2 separate regions of the Homo sapiens genome follow, and region 1 is linked to region 2. A link is a loop called in an ENCODE intact Hi-C map of the cell type or tissue named here. Cell type or tissue: IMR-90. All regions are shown on one strand. Each heading gives the region's core, and the rest is flanking DNA. Links, peaks and the distances in the headings are about the cores only. Region 1 overlaps YEATS2 (YEATS domain containing 2). Region 2 overlaps YEATS2 (YEATS domain containing 2).

Region 1 (8,690 bases), core at 547-8,546, 50 kb before region 2:
TGACTTTAAAACTGACCATGCTTCTCATTTTGTCTTTGCTATCACATTTATACCTTGATTTTTTTAACTGTGCAAGATATCTTAAGTGTTTGCATATGAGAATAACACCTGGGTCCTTAATTTTCTCATTCTACTTATATTTTCCCAAACCTCAAGATTCATTTTTGTTTTTCTATATTTTTTATTGTTCATTTTTTCTTTTTTTTTCTTTTTTTTTTTTTTTTTGAGACAGAATCTTGCTCTGTCGCCCAGGATGGAGTGCAATGGCACGATCTCGGCTCACTGCAACCTCCGCCTCCCGGGTCCAAGCGATTCTCCTGCCTTAGCCTCCCGAGTAGCTGGGACTATAGGCACGCACCACTGCACCTGGCTAATTTTTGTATTTTTAGTAGAGACGGGGTTTCACTATGTTGGCCATGTTGGCCAGGCTGGTCTCCAACTCCTGACCTCAGGCAATCCACCCACCTTGGCTTCCCAAAGTGCTGGGATTACAGACGTGAGCGACCACTCCTGGCCTTATTGTTCATTTTCTTATGTAACCTTAATTTCTTTGTGAAAAGAGAGAAACTACATGTAAATATGTAAATAAATGCCATAATCACCCCATATTTGGGGTGTGTGCATGGGCGTATTTACCTGTGTAAACAATGTGGTTTTCTGTCCAGAGATGACTTTTAGCGTTTGTTGTCCTTGTGCAGAAGATGTGCTGACTCCCAGTGTTCCTTGGACCACTGACCCAGTGGTGAGTTGTTTTCCAGAAGTCTGGGGTGATGGCTGGCCAACTAAAAATGTGCCCTAAGTTAGAAAAAAATATAAAGAACTAATCGGTAATTTGTTAAATTCAGATGGGCTGTTCTGATCCCTTAAATCACATGTAACGTCCCATGTTACAAGCTACAACGCTCTCCCCTTTAATTCTGCAATGTAGGCAAAATAATTCAAAAGAATAGTTGTGCTCTAAGTGTTACTTCCATTAGTTATCCCCACTTCTCAAACTTTGCACTGTAGTTACAGAGCAGCCTGTTGAAAACTCATGTTTTGCAACTTAGTCCTCAAAACTGGATTTAATCATTCAGACTGATATCATCTTTCTCAATAAGAACATCTGGAACCAAAATTCTATTACTTTCCTTCAAAAAGAGCCAAGACTTCAGTGACAAGAGGAGACGAGGAGGAAACCTGTTCCTAATCAAATCTAACTTAACTCTAAATATTACAACTTGATACCATCTCTTTGATCACTCCCTTCTATGAGCAACTTTTCAACTGTACATTAATACTGTTTATTACCTCATGGATTTTGGAGGCAATTAGCATAGTAGAAATCTTTAAGGCAGGAAGATCTGGGTTTAAACCCAAATTCTTTTCCTTTTTTTTTTTTTTTGAGACAGAGTCTCACCCTTTTCCCCCAGGCTGGAGTACCATGGAGTGATCTTGGCTCACTGCAACCTCTGCCTCCCGGGTTCAAGTGATTCTCCTGCCTCAGCCTTCCAAGTAGCTGGGATTACAGGCATGCACCACCACACCCGACTGATTTTTGTATTTTTAATAGAGACAGGGTTTCACCATGGACCAGGCTGGTCTTGAACTCCTGACCTCAGGTGATCTGCCTGCCTCGGCCTCCCAGAATGCTGGGATTACAGGCGTGAGCCACCGTGCCTGGCTTAAACCCAAATTCTACCATTGGCTTGGCAGGAAGATCCTGGATAAGTTACTAAAATCTTTCTCAATCTCTACTTCCTCTTCTCTCAAAGCAAGCAAAAAAGATAAAAACACATAGTTTTTTTTTGAGAAAGGGTCTCACTCTGTCACCCAGCCAGGGTGGAGTGCAGTGGTGCGACCTCAGCTCACTGCAGCCTCAACCTCCCAGGTTCAAGCAATCCTCCCACCTCAACCTTCGGAGTAGCTGGGACTGTAGACGTGCACCACCACGCCCAGCTAATTTTGGTATTTTTAGTAGAGACAGGGTTTTGCCATGTTGCCCAGGTTGGTCTCGAACTCCTGGGCTCAAGCGATCCACCCACCTTGGCCTCCCAAAGTGCTAGGATTACAGGCATGAGTTACCACACCCGGCCAAGATATAGATATAGATAACACGGTTAAGGTGTTAGTATTGAACCCTGATCCCAGAGCCGTAAAGGTAAATCAATTATAATTAAGCATAGTTATCCAATAGCTAAATGATTTAAAATATCAGTTACAGAGAACCAGACCTGGGGAGTTTGCTTGAGGATGTAAGATGTGTAAGTCAGGTGCTGAGATATCCCTCCAGGGCCAGCAGTACTTTGAGTTCCTCCTCCTGCTGTTCCTCCTCCTCCTCCTGTGCTGCCGCCTCCACCGCTGCCACTGCCGCCTCCTCCTCCTCCTCCTCCTCCTCCTCCGGCACCACTCCCACCACTGGCAGCTGAGCCAGACTGGAGATCTAAAAATACAATGAATGACAGCAACATCATAAAAAGTATCAAGCAAAGCTTTAGCATAAAAAACAAATGAGCCCAGAGAGATGTTTCCCTTTTAGTGCCATTCCTTCTTCTTTCCCATTTTCCTCCGTCTTTTCTGTAATCTACCTACCCTGTGACAAGAGTGAGGAGAACTTCCTAGATTTTAGATCAAAATCTATTTCCTTTCAACTGCATGACAACTGACTGTATTTCGGCTCTGAGTACAATGAAGATACTTTGACGTGGTCGTGGGAGATCAAGAGAAGGCTTGCTACTGACATTTTCTAGCCAAGTATTTTTTTGAGACGGAGTCTCACTCTGTCGCCAGGCTGGAGTGCAATGGCAAGATCTTGGCTCACTGCAACCTCTGCCTCCCGGGTTCAAGCGATTCTCCTGCCTCAGCCTCCCAAGGAGCTGGGACTACAGGCGTGTGCCACCATGCCCAGCTAATTTTGTATTTTTAGTAGAGAGGGGGTTTCACCATGTTGGACAGGATGGTCTCGATCTCCTGACCTCATGATCCGCCCGCCTTGGCCCTCCAAAGTGCTGGGATTGCAGGTGTGAGCCACTGCACCCAGCCTCTAGCCAAGTATTTTAATCAACACTTAAATGTGCTCAGCTAGGTGCTTCCCAACTTTTGGGCATCTGATTCAATGTCAGGGAATTGCTGGAATTTAGTGTAACTTTACAGTGCTCGATGTTGTCTCCCTGTCTCAGGAAAAATGAAGACTTTCCTTCATTTACAATGACTCCAGGACCCCATTCTTCTTTGCCTTTCAAATCCCACTTCAAAGCCTTGAAGTCTTTTTACTTCTCTTTTGGTGAGATAATGCATTTGAACTACCTGGACTATGAATATTCACTCAACAAATACTAACTTCCAATTTCCTTCTCCACCTTCATTCCAGTGATTATTGGAATAGCTTCCTTCCCAATGGTTTATTTTTGCACCAAGGATATCACAAGAATCTAAGTAGCTCCCTGGATGACTTCTGAAATATTTACATTGTCCTTTTCTTACACATTTAACTTTTGGACATACCACTGCTTAGGTATGAGGAAAAAACACCAAGTGAGAGTGGAACTGACACATCATGGTCAATGAACGCAAGGATGATGAGCTGACACACTGCATTTTGGCAAGGGCGGTTAACTTCCAATGACCCTGAATGCTGTACCCTTCTACTTCTGATTCAGAGGGAAATAATTTCCTTTTATCCTATCCTTTTCAACACTGCCCAAACGGTTTTTCTCTATATGTCAAAGCAAAAGTTTCTTTAACTGCAGATAAACTGCCTCATTTCCATGGGGCTTTAAGACTTACAAACCTAGGTAGAGTCTGTATTTCTCTTTCCATCTCCAAACCTAGCAGAAGTAAGGAATACATCCAAACCAGCTGTCCCCAAGCTTTGTGGCACCAGGGACCAGTTTCATGGAAGACAACTTTTCCATGAATTGGGACAGGAGGCGGGGGGTGGTTTGGGGAAGAAATTGTTCCACCTCAGATCATCAGGCATTAGATTCTCATAAGGAGCACACAACCTAGATCCCTCGCATGCACAGTTCTCAACAGGGTTCGCGCTCCTGTGAGAATCTGATGCCACTGCTGATCTGACAGGAGGCGGAGCTCAGGCAGTAATGCTTCTTCGTCCATGCTCAACTTCTGCTGTGCGGCCCAGGGGTTGGGGACCCCTGATCTAAATGAAGTCAAACAGACACACTCGATTCCAATCCTATGCCAACCTATCCCCAAAAACAGACTTCCAGCTTCTATAAGTAGATGGATCTTCCCTCAGGTATCACCAGATAATTTTCAGACACCACTTCATTCATGGTTCATGTAGACAGCTTTCTCCCAACAGCCTCACCAGCCATCTCTCTCCAGAGTGATTCATCTCTGATTGCAAACGCTGAGGAGCAAACCCACTTCTAGTTAAATTATCGTATGTGTTAAATCCATCTGAGCAAATGCTACCATTACACCACCCAACAGAGTTACAGAAATGCTTCCTGAAACAGGTAAGAACTGCCCTCAGATGGACAAGATGAACACACATAGAGAACCAAGAACCAAATGATTCAACCCAATGGTTTCACTAACTAGCATTGTTCGTAGCTCGCAGGATGGCTCCTTGAGGGATCAGCAGCAGTTTTCCTTTTCCTGAAGGGTTCTTGCTGTTTGTAGTTAGGTAGAGTTTAGTGCCAGGAGGCAAATTTGCCAAGTTGGCCAAATTAGTGGCTGGTAGCTGCAACGTTGCCATTACTAAAATGGTAAAGGAGAAAAAATTGTAAGATAAATTGAAACTAAGGGCAACACTCTAAAATTAAAATACAAGGCAATAAATTCTTATTTTAGAACACTAACAAGCAATAAATTCAAAGTTTGTTTCCCAGATGCACAATGCTTTAAAGACTGATATTCTTAAATATCTTGCTAATTAAAAAATAATTTATAGACCAGAAGAGCCTGCCAGAGGCTCTTTATATCTGTATATAATAGGATGATCGTACGTCCTGGTTCTGCCCAGAACAGTTCTAGGTTACACCTGTCCCACTATAATTATTAATAATGACTCTTTTTACTCTCCAAAGTACTGTGGTTTGGACGATTAATGAAATAATCACCCTGTCTATGGAGGATTACATATTTTCCCCCATTTGTTTAAAGTCAAAGTTAGGGCAAATGTGTGCTCCTAACTGGCAAGTACCATTGGCCCTCTGTATCTGTGGATTTCACATCCATGGATGTAACCTACCTCAGATAAAAAATATCCATATATTTGGCAGACAAAAGGATGAGTACATCTGTACTGAACATGTACAGACTTTTTTCTTGTCATTATTCCTTAAACAACACAGTGTAACAACTATTTACATAGCATATACATTGTTATTACATTGTTATTTACATTGTTATTAGGTATTAAGATAACCTAGAGATGATATAAAGTAAAGTACATCAGAGGATGTACATAGGTTATACGTAAACAGTACAGCATTTTACACAGGGGACTGTGGATTAGCATCTGTGGATTTTGCTATCTGCAGCAGGGGGTCCTGGAACCAATCCCCCACAGTACTGAGAAATGATTTGTTCGTGTGTGTGTGTGTATGTGGGTGTGTGTGTGTGTGTGTGTAAATTTAAAGCTAAATACTCACAGACCTTTATGTAAAATGTCCCATAAAAAAGAACAAACATTTCAATACACTTCTTACAGCATCAACCTAACTAGGCTTTCCTAGACCAGATCAAATAGCAAATAAAATCACTAGCAAAGGAAATTTTGGACAGAGCTTCTGCTGAAAGGGCTCCCAGTGATGATCCGTTTTACCTGAACCCTGGGATCCACTCTTCTGAGGACCAGCGGCAGTAACCTGGGCCTTGGTTAAGGTCTGCACTGGCTGAGCAACAATGGTTCCTCCACCTCCACTCACAATTGCTTTGGCAACTCCTTGGGTTACAACTTGCTTTGGCCCAACTGCTTTGGAGACAGAAGAGCTGGCCTTGGCTACCAGGATCTGGCCACCACTGATCGCCACAGCCTGCTTCACTGTTGAAGGTAAAGCAGACCCAACTGGTACCCCGACAACCTGTTCAAAACAGAGCAGAGTCCAACGGTGCTTCGAGAGCTCTTAGAACAGCAGTCACCGTTTTGGCAGAGAGCAAAACAAAGGCCTGCACATAATACATGCAGCCTAATTCAGTCATCTAGGAAAGCTACCTACACAGGTGTGAACGGCAACTGTATTTCTTACACTTGGGTATTACAATAATAGAAGCTTAACAATTGTTGTCTTGCCTCAGCTACTTTTTATAATTTACTTTAATAGAAAATTTGGGAAATTCAGAAGTATAAAGAAAAAAGTTTGGCCGGGCGTGGTGGCTCATGCCTGTAATCCCAGCACTTTGGGAGGCCAAGGCAGGAGGAGCATTTGTGGTCAGGAGTTCGAGACCAGCCTGGCCAACATGGTGAAATCCAATCTCTACTAAAAATACAAAAATTAGCTGGGCATGGTGGCACACACCTGTAGTCCCAGCTACTCTGGAGGCTGAGGTAGGAGAATCCCCTGAACCTAGGATGTGGAGGTTGCAGTGAGCCAAGATCATGCCACTGCACTCCAGCCTGGGTGACAGAGTGAGACTCTGTCTAAAAAAAAAAAAAAAAAAAAAAAAAAATTAGCCAGTACAGTGGCACACATCTGTAGTCCCAGCTATTCAGGAGGCTGAGGCAGGGGAGGATCCCTTGAGCCTAGGAGTTCAAGGCTGCACTGAGCCGTGATCACACCACTGCCCTCCAGCCTGGGTGACAGAGCAAGACCCTAAGAAAAGAAAAAAAAAAAAAAAAAAAAAAGGCAAGAATAATATTTAACTATTAAAAAAAAAAAAGACCCCAGTACCCAAATAATGAAAATTAGAAGTATCTAGTTCCAAAAGTAAAATGAATTCTTTTAAGAAAATACTCAGGAGTGTTTTTAAAACAAAGTCAACAGTAGGATGTTAAATTAAACACTGAATGAATGGCAAACTGGAGCAGTGTTTCCCACTCCCAGCACCTTATTTCATAAAAAGAACTTCTCACCAGAAACTAGATGAACAGACTTCCACAAGGTTGGAAGAAATGCAAATGATCTACCTTCTTAAGGCAAAAAAGACAAAATAGGAAGTGCTGTTCACCCATCAGATTGGGGGAAAAAGAGTTTAAAACCAAGAAGTTACTAGAGGCTGTGGGGAAAATAGGAATTTGTGCTCACTGTTGGTAGGAAGATAAATTTGGACAGCCATTCCAGAGAGGCACTGGCCCATCTGCTAAAACTGAAAATTCACATACCCCCGTATAGTAGGAATTGTTTTTAGGAATATATCCTAGAGAAACATACATGCGTTCAAGGGAACATATACAACAATGCCCAACATAGCATTATTTTTACCAAAAACTGTTAGCAACCTTAATGTCTGCAGCATGCAACAACATTCTTAACGTCTACAGATAGAGGAATGGACAAACTGTGGCATAAAACAGACAACGAAAGGTCATACTAAAAATAAATGAACTAGAATTATATATATTAGTGATATATTAGTGTAAACAGACTGGAAAAATAAGAAAGCGAAAAGGGAGTTGCAGAAAAATGTAAGTAGGAATATCTTTTACGTAAACCTTCAAAACACAAACAACATCACGTTTCCTATGACTATGTATTCATGTAATAAGCGCATGGAGTGGAAGGCTACACATCAAAGCCATGACAGTGCTTGTTGCCTCTGGGAAGAACAAAGTGGACTTCAACTTTATCAGAAATGTTTTATTTGGAGAAAAAAGATCTGAAGTAAACATGAATAAGTAAATTTGGGGTGGAGGATATGGGGGTATTGATTACTTAATTCTCTACATATGTTACTGGAATTTTAGAGTATTTCTAAATTTTAAAATAAGATTATTTAGAAGGTAGAATGAAATGATAAAGCATATTCAACTGATAAGTAGGAAATTTTTGTTTTTTTGTTTTTTGTTTTTTTTTGAGACGGAGTCTCGCTCTGTCACCCAGGAAGTGGCGCAATCTCGGCTCACTGCAACCTCCGCCTCACGGGTTCATGCCATTCTCCTGCCTCAGTCTCCCGAGTAGCTGGGACTACAGGCGCCACCACGCCCAGCTAATTTTTTGTATTTTTAGTAGAAACGGGGTTTCACCGTGTTAGCCAGGACGGTCTTGATCTCCTGACCTCGTGATCCGCCCGCCTCGGCCTCCCAAAGTGCTGGGATTACAGGTGTGAGCCACCGCACCCGGCCAGAAGTTTTAAATTAAAATATTACTATACCATACACGGTTTCTGTTCAAAGACTGTGAGTTCAGTAAAATACATTTACCATGCAGTTGGATAATATAGCTGATATAAAGAAAACAGTCCCTTGGCTGGGTATGGTGGCTCGCGCCTGTAATCCCAGCACTTTAGGAGGCTGAGGCGGGCGGATCACAAGGTCAAGAGATTGAGACTGTCCTGGCCAACATGGTGAAACCTCATCTCTACTAAAATTACAAGGAATGAGCTGGGCGTGGTGGTGGGCACCCCAGCTACTCGGGAGGCTGAGGCAGCAGAATCGCTTGAACCTGGGAGTCGGAGGTTGCAGTGAGCTGAGATCGTGCCACTGCACTCTAGCCTGGCGACAGAGCAAGACTCTGTCTAAACAATAAATAAATAAAATGAAAACAGTCCCTTAATCAAATATTATAAACTATAGCGTCACAAAG
Region 2 (8,690 bases), core at 302-8,301:
CATTTTGTTTTTCTTTCTTTCTAAAACATAGCTGGGGCTGGATGCAGTGGCTGGCTCACACTGTAATGCCAGCACTTCAGGAGGCTGAAACGGGAGGACTGCTTGAGGTCAGGAGTTAGAGATCAGCCTGGGCAACATAGCAAGACCCCATCACCATGTTTAGCTATTTCCAGAGGGGAGCAAAATCAGCTAATATAGTGTGGTAACAATTGGATAGAAGAAGACAATGCCTGCTTAGTGAGACAGTAATCTCAAAGAGTGAACTACAACTACAATCATCCCACCTAAAATTTTAAACTCAGCTGGACATGGTGGCCCACACCTGTAGTCCCAGCTTGCTGGGAGGCTGATGAGGTGGGAGGACTGCCTGAGCCCAGGAGTTCGAAGCTAAAGTGAGCTACAATCACATCACTGTACTTCAGTCTAGGTGACAAAGCAAGACCCTACCTCAAAAAATTAAAATAAAATTAATGAACTAAAATAAAATAATAAAATAAATAAAACATGAATTTGGTTTAAGGGACATTCTGTTAAAAGTTTGTGTTGTTCTCCTTATTCGGTGTGCTATTTAAAAAAAAAAAGGCAAACTTGTTTTTCCTGCCAGATAAAGACATAAGGTGGAAATAAACTGGCATATTTTTATTCCTAGGTTAGGGAAGCTCTAGCCTTCGGGTTGATTTCATTCAGGTTTCAGGGTGCTAGAGCTTTGCGCCTTTCTGGTGACTCTCATGGTTGCCAAGAAGACTGCACCTAGTTTCCTGCCCTCTGAAAGCCAAAACGTGCCATTTCCCTTAAACCCTGATCATGGTAAAATTAGCATCTTTAGCGCTCCCCTTTATGGGCCCTGTCTTTATTTCAGTATGAGGCCCCCTTCTTAGATTCATGTAGAAAATATAGTCAGGCCTTCTATATGCTCATCTATGCCTAGTGCTAATCCTTAGTGATATGGGGGGGCCAAGTTGCCCAGCCTAGCTCTTGAGGAGTGTTCTTGACCAATCCTGGCCCTTTACTCTTCCAGCTCATGAAAGTCATGAACCCTGATGGGATTTTAACAGGAATACCTACAGATTGATTTGGGGAGAGATGACAACTTTACAAGACAGGTCGGCCCAGAAAAAGCCAGGCCTGGAAGTTCAGGCAGACCCACTAGGCCACAAGAAAATTGGGGCTAAACAATCATTTCATCTAAATTTTTCAATGTATTGGCATAAAGAAGTTAATAGTTTCTTATCTCTTTAATAGTACAGCATCTGTAGTTACGTCTTCTTTTGTATTTCTAATATTATTTGTGCCTTCTCTTTTTTTAATTTTTAAAATTAATTTCGCCAGGTTTGTGTATGTTATGTTTATTTTTTCCTTTCATACGTATATCAATGTATTCATCAATCAAATACTTACTAAATATATACTGTTAGGGTACAAAGCCAGACAAGGCCAGGCGTGGTGGCTCATGCCTGTAATCTCAGCACTTTTGGAGGCCAAGGCAGGTAGATCACCCAAATTCATGAGTTCAAGACCAGCCTGATCAACACAGTGAAACCCCATCTCTACTAAGAATACAAAATTATCCAGGTGTGGCGGTGCATGTCTGTAATCCCAACTACTTGTGAGGCTGACGCAGGAGAATCGCTTGAACCCTGGAGGTGGAGGGTACAGTGAGCTGAGATCGCGCCATTGCACTCCAACCTGGGCAACAAGAGTAAAACTCCGTCTTGGAAAAACAAAACAAAACAAAACCAGACAAGACATAGTTTCTACCCTCAAGAGATTCCAGTCTGATTTGAGAAAAATATACGAAAATAGAAAATGGCCACATAATATGATAAAAATCACAAAGAGATAGCATAGAGGGAATATGCCTAATGAGGGAGGGGATCAGCAAATAAAACTTCATGAGAAAATTAGTTTAAAACACTACCAGTTAGAATCCTAGCCAATCAATTTTCCTCCATCAAATTAATTTAATCCCTTCCATCTATTTACATCTTGGCCAAATATTTACTTAACATTTTTATGTTTTTAGAGGATTTATAACGTCCTAATCTACCCCTAGACACTTGGCAAAAATGATGAAGCTGCTCCAAGACAGCCTGAGATCATACTGTTCAAGTACATGGCTCTGGAGCTTGGAGGAATTCTGCCTTTAAGATCTGCTCAGCAACCTTTTGTTACAAACTAAAAACATCTCAGTTTGGGCAACCAAATCAACATTTTTAGGAATTCGCTAAGGCCCCTAAAGACAGAACTGGTTCAGAGTAGTCAAAAGTTCTTCCAAACTTACACACATTGACACAATTGGTGAAATATATTTGTGTAAGAGCTCATGTCTTAGAAATTTTTACCAAGCCCTATTTTATTCTCAGGGAAAGACTGACAGACACACTAACGCAGAGACTCCAATCTCTGGACCTTGGTTCACTTTTGAAGCAACAAAGAGCTTGAAAAAACATTCCCTGAGGCCTCCTCCTACTGTAACACCAGGATAATAAGAGTATTACGCCCAAGTATTAACACAAATGGGTGACCGAAAAGACTTATCTACTTTATTCTCATGTCCCAATGACTTGTTAGATACAAACCTCTCTGGTTTGCCTTAGAGTCCCAGAAAAAGACCTGAAGTAAGATTTTGAAGAAGAACAAAAAGTCAAAGGAACCCATCACACTTACATCCTCCCATTTCAAAACAGAAGAAAAGAACAGGAAATAGGTTTTCCAGGGAGAAGAATCTGGTTTCAGCTTTGGACGTGCCAATCACAAGTAAATGGCCGATATGGTTTGGCTGTGTCCCCACCCAAATCTCATCTTCAATTGTAGCTTGCAGAATTCCCACACGTCCTGGAAGGGACGCAGTGGGAGGTAATTGAATCATGGGGGTGAGTCTTTCCCATGCTGTTCTCGTGATAATAAATCAGTCTCATAAGATCTGACAGTTTTATAAGGGGTAGTTCTCCTACACAAGCTCTCTTGCCTGCCTCCACTTAAGACATGGCTTTGTTTCTCCCTTGCCTTCCGCCAGGATTGTGAGGCCTCCCTAGCCATGTGGCACTGTGAGTCAATCAAACCTCTTTCCTTTATAAATTACCCAGTCTCGAGTATGTCTATATTAGCAGTGTGAAAACAGACTAATACAATGGCAAATGCAGGAATGTAAATGGAGAGACAAAATGAAGATTTGAACATTCGAGCTGAGGGCAGTATCTGAGGATTTACCATTCTCTACTGGCTTTCAAATACCTAACAATTAGCATATTCTACAAACTGCACAAGCAAGGGTAGGGGTTATTATACTGCCTCTTCTCTAGCAATATTTTGGAACAAACATCTTCCCCTTATTTATCCTTTGTGGATACTGTGCAAGGCAAGGCAAAATGTCACAGTATAGAGGCAGTACAGAGAAAATAATATCCAAATGAAAAATAGGATACCTAGGTCCCCTGGCTATTTGTATAAAAAGACTAATAAAACGATAAAAAAAAAAAAAAAAAAAAAAAGGCCGGCACGGTGGCTCACACCTGTAATTCCAGCACTTTGAGAGGCCAAGGTGGATGGATCACCTGAGGTCGGGAGTTCAAGACCAGCCTGACCAACATGGAGAAACCCCGTCTCTACTAAAAATACAAAATTAGCCAGGCGTGGTGGCATATGCCTGCAATCCCAGCTACTCGGTAGGCTAAGGCAGGAGAATCGCTTGAACCCGGGCGGGGGGAGGTTGCGGTGAACCAAGATCATGCCATTGCATTCTGGTCTGGACAACAAGAGCGAAACTCTGTCTCAAAAAAAGGAAAAGAAAAATAGGAGACCTAGATTCAAATTCTGACTTTGCTCACTAAGGAGCAAAATTACCCTAATAAAGTCTCTAGACTGTGGTTTACTTTTTAAACAACTAAGGGCTTGGGAAAAAGAATCCCTGAGGCTGCTTCCTACTGTAACACTGTAAGAGTATTAATGCCAAAATATTAACACAAATGGACAAATAAAAATAAATTCAACTGGATACTCACTTGGACACATTGCCCACTACTATTGTTTTCTTTACAAAAAGTCGTGAAGTCTCATCTGTGAGATCAGCATTCCGCTGTTCTGTTTTATGGGAGCCAGTAATTCTAGAAGTATCCTGAAAAAAATCATAATCAACATCCATTCTCATTTTGAACAACTTTCAATAGGACAGAAACCACAAAATTGTAAAAAGTATAAATGGAATAACTAAGTTTTTTTAAAAAATTACAAAATTTTCTGGCTTTGTAGCACCTCTCAAAGCATTAAAAAAGTTACTATAAATGCTGCCTTAATTTATACAAAGTTTATATACTGTAACTCCCGGTGTGTTTTTAATAGTCACATACATCTGCTTTGAATATGCAAATAGGATTTGGAAGGATACACAAAAAACTATTACAGTGGTTACTTCTGGGAAACAGGAATAGAAAGAGAGAAAGGGGTCAATGGAATTTACCCTCTTTTTAACCTTTTATAATATTCAAAACTGTTCAATGAGAAATAAGTGCCTGGTACATAGTAAATGCTAAATGTTTGCTATATAAATACATATAGAAATGATCACATATTGTATAAAACATGTTAAGTTTCTATGACCATTATGCCCTAAATTCTATTTTTTGAGACAGAATCTCGCTCTGTCAACCAGGCTGGAATGCAATGGCACGATCTCGGCTCATTGCAATCTCCGCCTCCTGGGTTCAAGCGATTCTCCTGCCTCAGCCTCTCGAGTAGATGGGATTACAGGTACCCGCCACTAAGCCCAGGTAATTTTTGTATTTTTAGTAGAAATGGAGTTTCACCATGTTAGTCAGGCTGGTCTCAAACTCCTGACCTCTGGTGATCCCCCACTTGGGCTCCCAAAGTGCTGGGATTACAGGCGTGAGCCACCACGCCCAGCCTCCTAAATTCTTTTTAACTAAAAAAAAGAAAAACACATGTAATATTTGCTCAGGAATAATACTGGAAAGGTAAGGTAAATCCAAACAGTGAAGAGTTCTGATTTTGGGGGTGGCAGCCTCACGAATGAACTTTTCTATTCTTTTTTACTTTTCTGTATTTAACAATTTTCAAAAAATGAACACATATGAATTTATAATCTGAAAAATAAATACAAACATATTTTTATCAAAAATAAATCAAACCCTTGACATCTAAGTATGTGGAAAGTAACTTGGAAATTTTCTGTATCACAGTCAACACCTGGCTGAGAAAAATCGCTGCTCTAATCCAATAATGACTCTATAGCCAAATATTTTTCAAGAAGTTCAGAGTAGCTTGAGATGGGAGCTCAAATTACAAACTGGCATGATCAAAGAGCAATGTTTTTCAATTCTGTTTATTTGTCAAATTTCCTCCATCTACTAAAGTACTAAAGCATCTTAGAATATAAAGTCTCACAGAGGAAACCGTTGAAGAACGGCTGCTCTCGAGAGAATAAACACGACAGAGTTGAAAGACCTTGAGCAAGATCACGGAATTGCCGAGCTAGAAGGTTTCTTTCACACCTACGTAAACAGCATCCAGGAGCTGTGCTGTGCACAGAATCTCCAGGCTGTAAAATTAGAAACACTCAGGTTTAAGTCGGGCGCGGTGGCTCACGCCTGTAATCCCAGCACTTTGAGAGGCCGAGGCAGGCAGATCATGAAGTCAGGAGTTCGAGACCAGTCTGGCCAACAGGGTGAAACCTCGTCTCTACTAAAAATACAAAAAATTAGCCAGGCGTGGTAGCACATGCCTCTAATCCCAGCTACTTGGGAGGCTGAGACAGGAAAATAGCTTGAACCTGGGAGACAGAGGTGGCAATGAGCCGAGATTGCGCCACTGCACTCCAGCCTGGGTGATAAAGCGAGACTCCGTCTCAGAAAAAAAAAAGAAACACTTAGGTTTAATTCGCAGTTCTGACACTTTTGGGCAAGTAAAACCAAATCAAGATTTGGTTTCCCGCTGGGCGCAGTGGCTCACGCCTATAATCCCAGCACTTTGGGAGGCCGAGGCGGGAAGATCACGAGGTCAGGAGATCGAGACCATCCTGGCTAACACGGTGAAATCCCGTCTCTACTAAAAATATAAAAAAATTAGCCGGGCGTGGTGGCACACACCTGTGGTCTCAGCTACTCAGGAGGCTGAAGCAGGAGAATGGCGTGAACCCGGGAGGCGGAGGTTGCAGTGAGCCATGATCCTGCCACTGCACTCCAGCCTGGGCAACAGAGCAAAACTCTGTCTCAAAAAAAAAAAAAAAAAAAAAAAAAAAAGATTTGGTTTCCCCATTATAAAAGGAAAACAAACCTATTTCCTAAGATTCCTGTGACAGTTCAGTGAGATAACAAGCGCATACTTTAGTAAATATAGTTCCCTTCTCCTGTGGCTCCCTCCCACATCCACCCATCTATATACCCTTCCAGTATTTCGGCTTGGTCTCTGCTCCATGTTGTTTGAGAGTCTTTCCTCTATATCCATATTGCTGTTATTATCTTTGTCAGATAAGAAGTCATTGTGCTGAGATAAAGAATCACTTTCTGAATGATTGGCTGATGGTGTTTCTGCTCTCTGATTGGCAGGAGATGATGACCTAGATGGTGATTCCAAAAATTTCTTGATAGCAGGATGATTAAAAACCATTGTATCACATGTCTTTGATCCCTACAAAAAATGAAAGCAAGCAAATAAATTTTTAATCAAATCCATCAAAAGCAGGCAAAAATCTGATCTCTCCAAAACCTTATCTATTACAGGATCATGCTTAAAATCTTTCAAAATCTCCCCACATCCATAAAATGATATCCCAACCCCTTAGCACAGCCTGAACCAACCAAACAAAAACTAGAATGATGAATAATTATGTAAAGTTTCTAACACTAACAGCTAGAGATGTAGGGTCTTCCGGAGGTAAATGAGAAATAATATATGTTAACACAGAAAATAAAATCTGACTTTAAAAGTCTCACATTGCTTTACACAAACATATCAACTGCTCTAAATAAAATATCCCTGAAAGAAATATAAAAATACAAATAAAAAGCTGTATATATAAAATGGTCCCCACATAAGAGTAAAATGTAATAGAGAATATTTTTGAATGACTAATACTGATTGTATTAAGTTTGCCTTCAGTTCAGTATAGACATCTATGGAATTTTTCTGTGTCTTAGTTACTTGCATACAAAATACAGTGTATTCTGTTATTATGTGATAACACTGTAGTTATGTTCCTAGGAAGCCTAGCTTTTAAAAACTGTGTTATTAAACTAATGGTTCTAGAGAGAAAAAAGGAGGTAGAAGCTAGTCTTTCAAAGCAACAAAGTTCTTGAATTTCAATAATAAAGGTTTTTCAGAGCTATAAATGTTTTGCCACTGAAAACTAAAAATAATTAAATGGTTGATCACGAGACAAAAGCATACCTAAATATCCCTGAATAAATCCTAATCAAAACATAAGAGGATAAAATCAGCATATTTCCAGACTATCAAATAGCACAGATCAGAACTGCTAACAATTCAAAGACAGAATCATTGCTCATGTAATCAAGTTAAGGTGAAGTCAATGAAGTCCTCCTCGCTTATAAGAAGAGGGAAACTTGGACACAGACACACAGAGAAGACACACACAGAGGGAAAACAGCCACATCATTGACAGGCAGAAATTACAGCCGGGAAATACTAAGGATTGGCAGCAACCTCAAGAAGCTAGGAAGAGGCAAGGAAAGATTCTTCCCCGGAGCCTTAGGAGGGAGCACTGCCCTGTTGACACCTTGATTTTGGACTTCTAGACTTCATAATAGTGAGATAATAAACCCGTCCTTTTACATCACGAAGCTTATGGTAGGTAATTTGTTATGGTAGCCCTAGGAAAATGAATACGATTCTAACATGCATCTGGGAAACTGTGCCACACTAAAAGAAGCACCTGTCTACCGTTTAAAATTCAACTCAAATAATGCTCTAGTTTCTATAAGACAGCATCAGGAGCAGCACCAATACCAGGTGTCCCTAGAGCACCAAGGGTAACATGAAGGCCTAAACATGACAAGCACCATTTACTGTTACCCTCCAGCCCTTCCCTGGTTCCCAGTGAGCCAGCACTGCTCCAGAGGTGATTCAGCTGAGACTAATTCCAGCTGAAAACACTTAGGAAAAAGAAAGTAAAAAGAGAAAAAAACGAAAGTTATGCTGAAATTATCAAAATATCAAATAGGAAGAAATACTCCTATTTCAGGTCAATCCTAACCCCTATGCCTGAATTTAGACAGATTACTAGGATAAAAGAGCAGATATTTTTCATTTACATGTCAAAAACTAAATTGGGAAAAAACATTCCTTTATAATTGGAATAATCTAGTGGTGATCACATTAACCAAGTGGTCAAACTTAGTATCACCAGCAGGACAACCTGGAACTAGGTGCCTGCTGATATGCTAGAATATCAAGTACACAGCATCACTACGAAGTATTCTTGCCAGAAATATTTAACCCAAATCTATATATAATATATATAATAACCAAGCCTTTAGACTTAACTTCCAGTTTACAAGAAAACAGGATGAAAAAGTAATCCAAGGAAAACATAAATCCAAAATGTGAGATATTCATAAATGGCCTGGTTTCTCCGAAAAGTCAGGATCATGGAGGGAAAAAGGTAGGAGGACCATTTTAAATCTTAAAAAACTAGAGAAACAAAGCTGCAGTCCTAG

The links. A loop is a pair of places that touch in the nucleus more often than their neighbours do. Peaks named below come from ENCODE experiments on the same cell type or tissue, not always from the same donor. Only the 100,000 strongest peaks of a DNase experiment are listed, where the experiment ranks them.
Region 1: it touches region 2 in a loop (1.8-fold over the local background); 2 of 110 quality-filtered maps call a loop at or near these places.

What each region holds. Positions count from the first base shown.
Region 1 is chr3:183,769,647-183,778,336 of GRCh38, reverse strand. YEATS2 (YEATS domain containing 2) reads right to left here. Exons shown (of 31, transcript NM_018023.5): 16 at 5,774-6,032; 17 at 4,543-4,704; 18 at 2,214-2,422; 19 at 637-795. Among named protein-coding and RNA genes, the nearest start is that of YEATS2-AS1, 36 kb to the left of the region's middle. In IMR-90, for the core only: no CTCF peak of the experiment used is centred there; a DNase peak (open chromatin) is centred at 3,556; H3K27ac peaks cover 743 bases.
Region 2 is chr3:183,719,843-183,728,532 of GRCh38, reverse strand. It overlaps YEATS2 (YEATS domain containing 2), which reads right to left. Exons shown (of 31, transcript NM_018023.5): 5 at 6,397-6,642; 6 at 4,002-4,114. Among named protein-coding and RNA genes, the nearest start is that of YEATS2, 26 kb to the right of the region's middle. In IMR-90, for the core only: no CTCF peak of the experiment used is centred there; no DNase peak of the experiment used is centred there.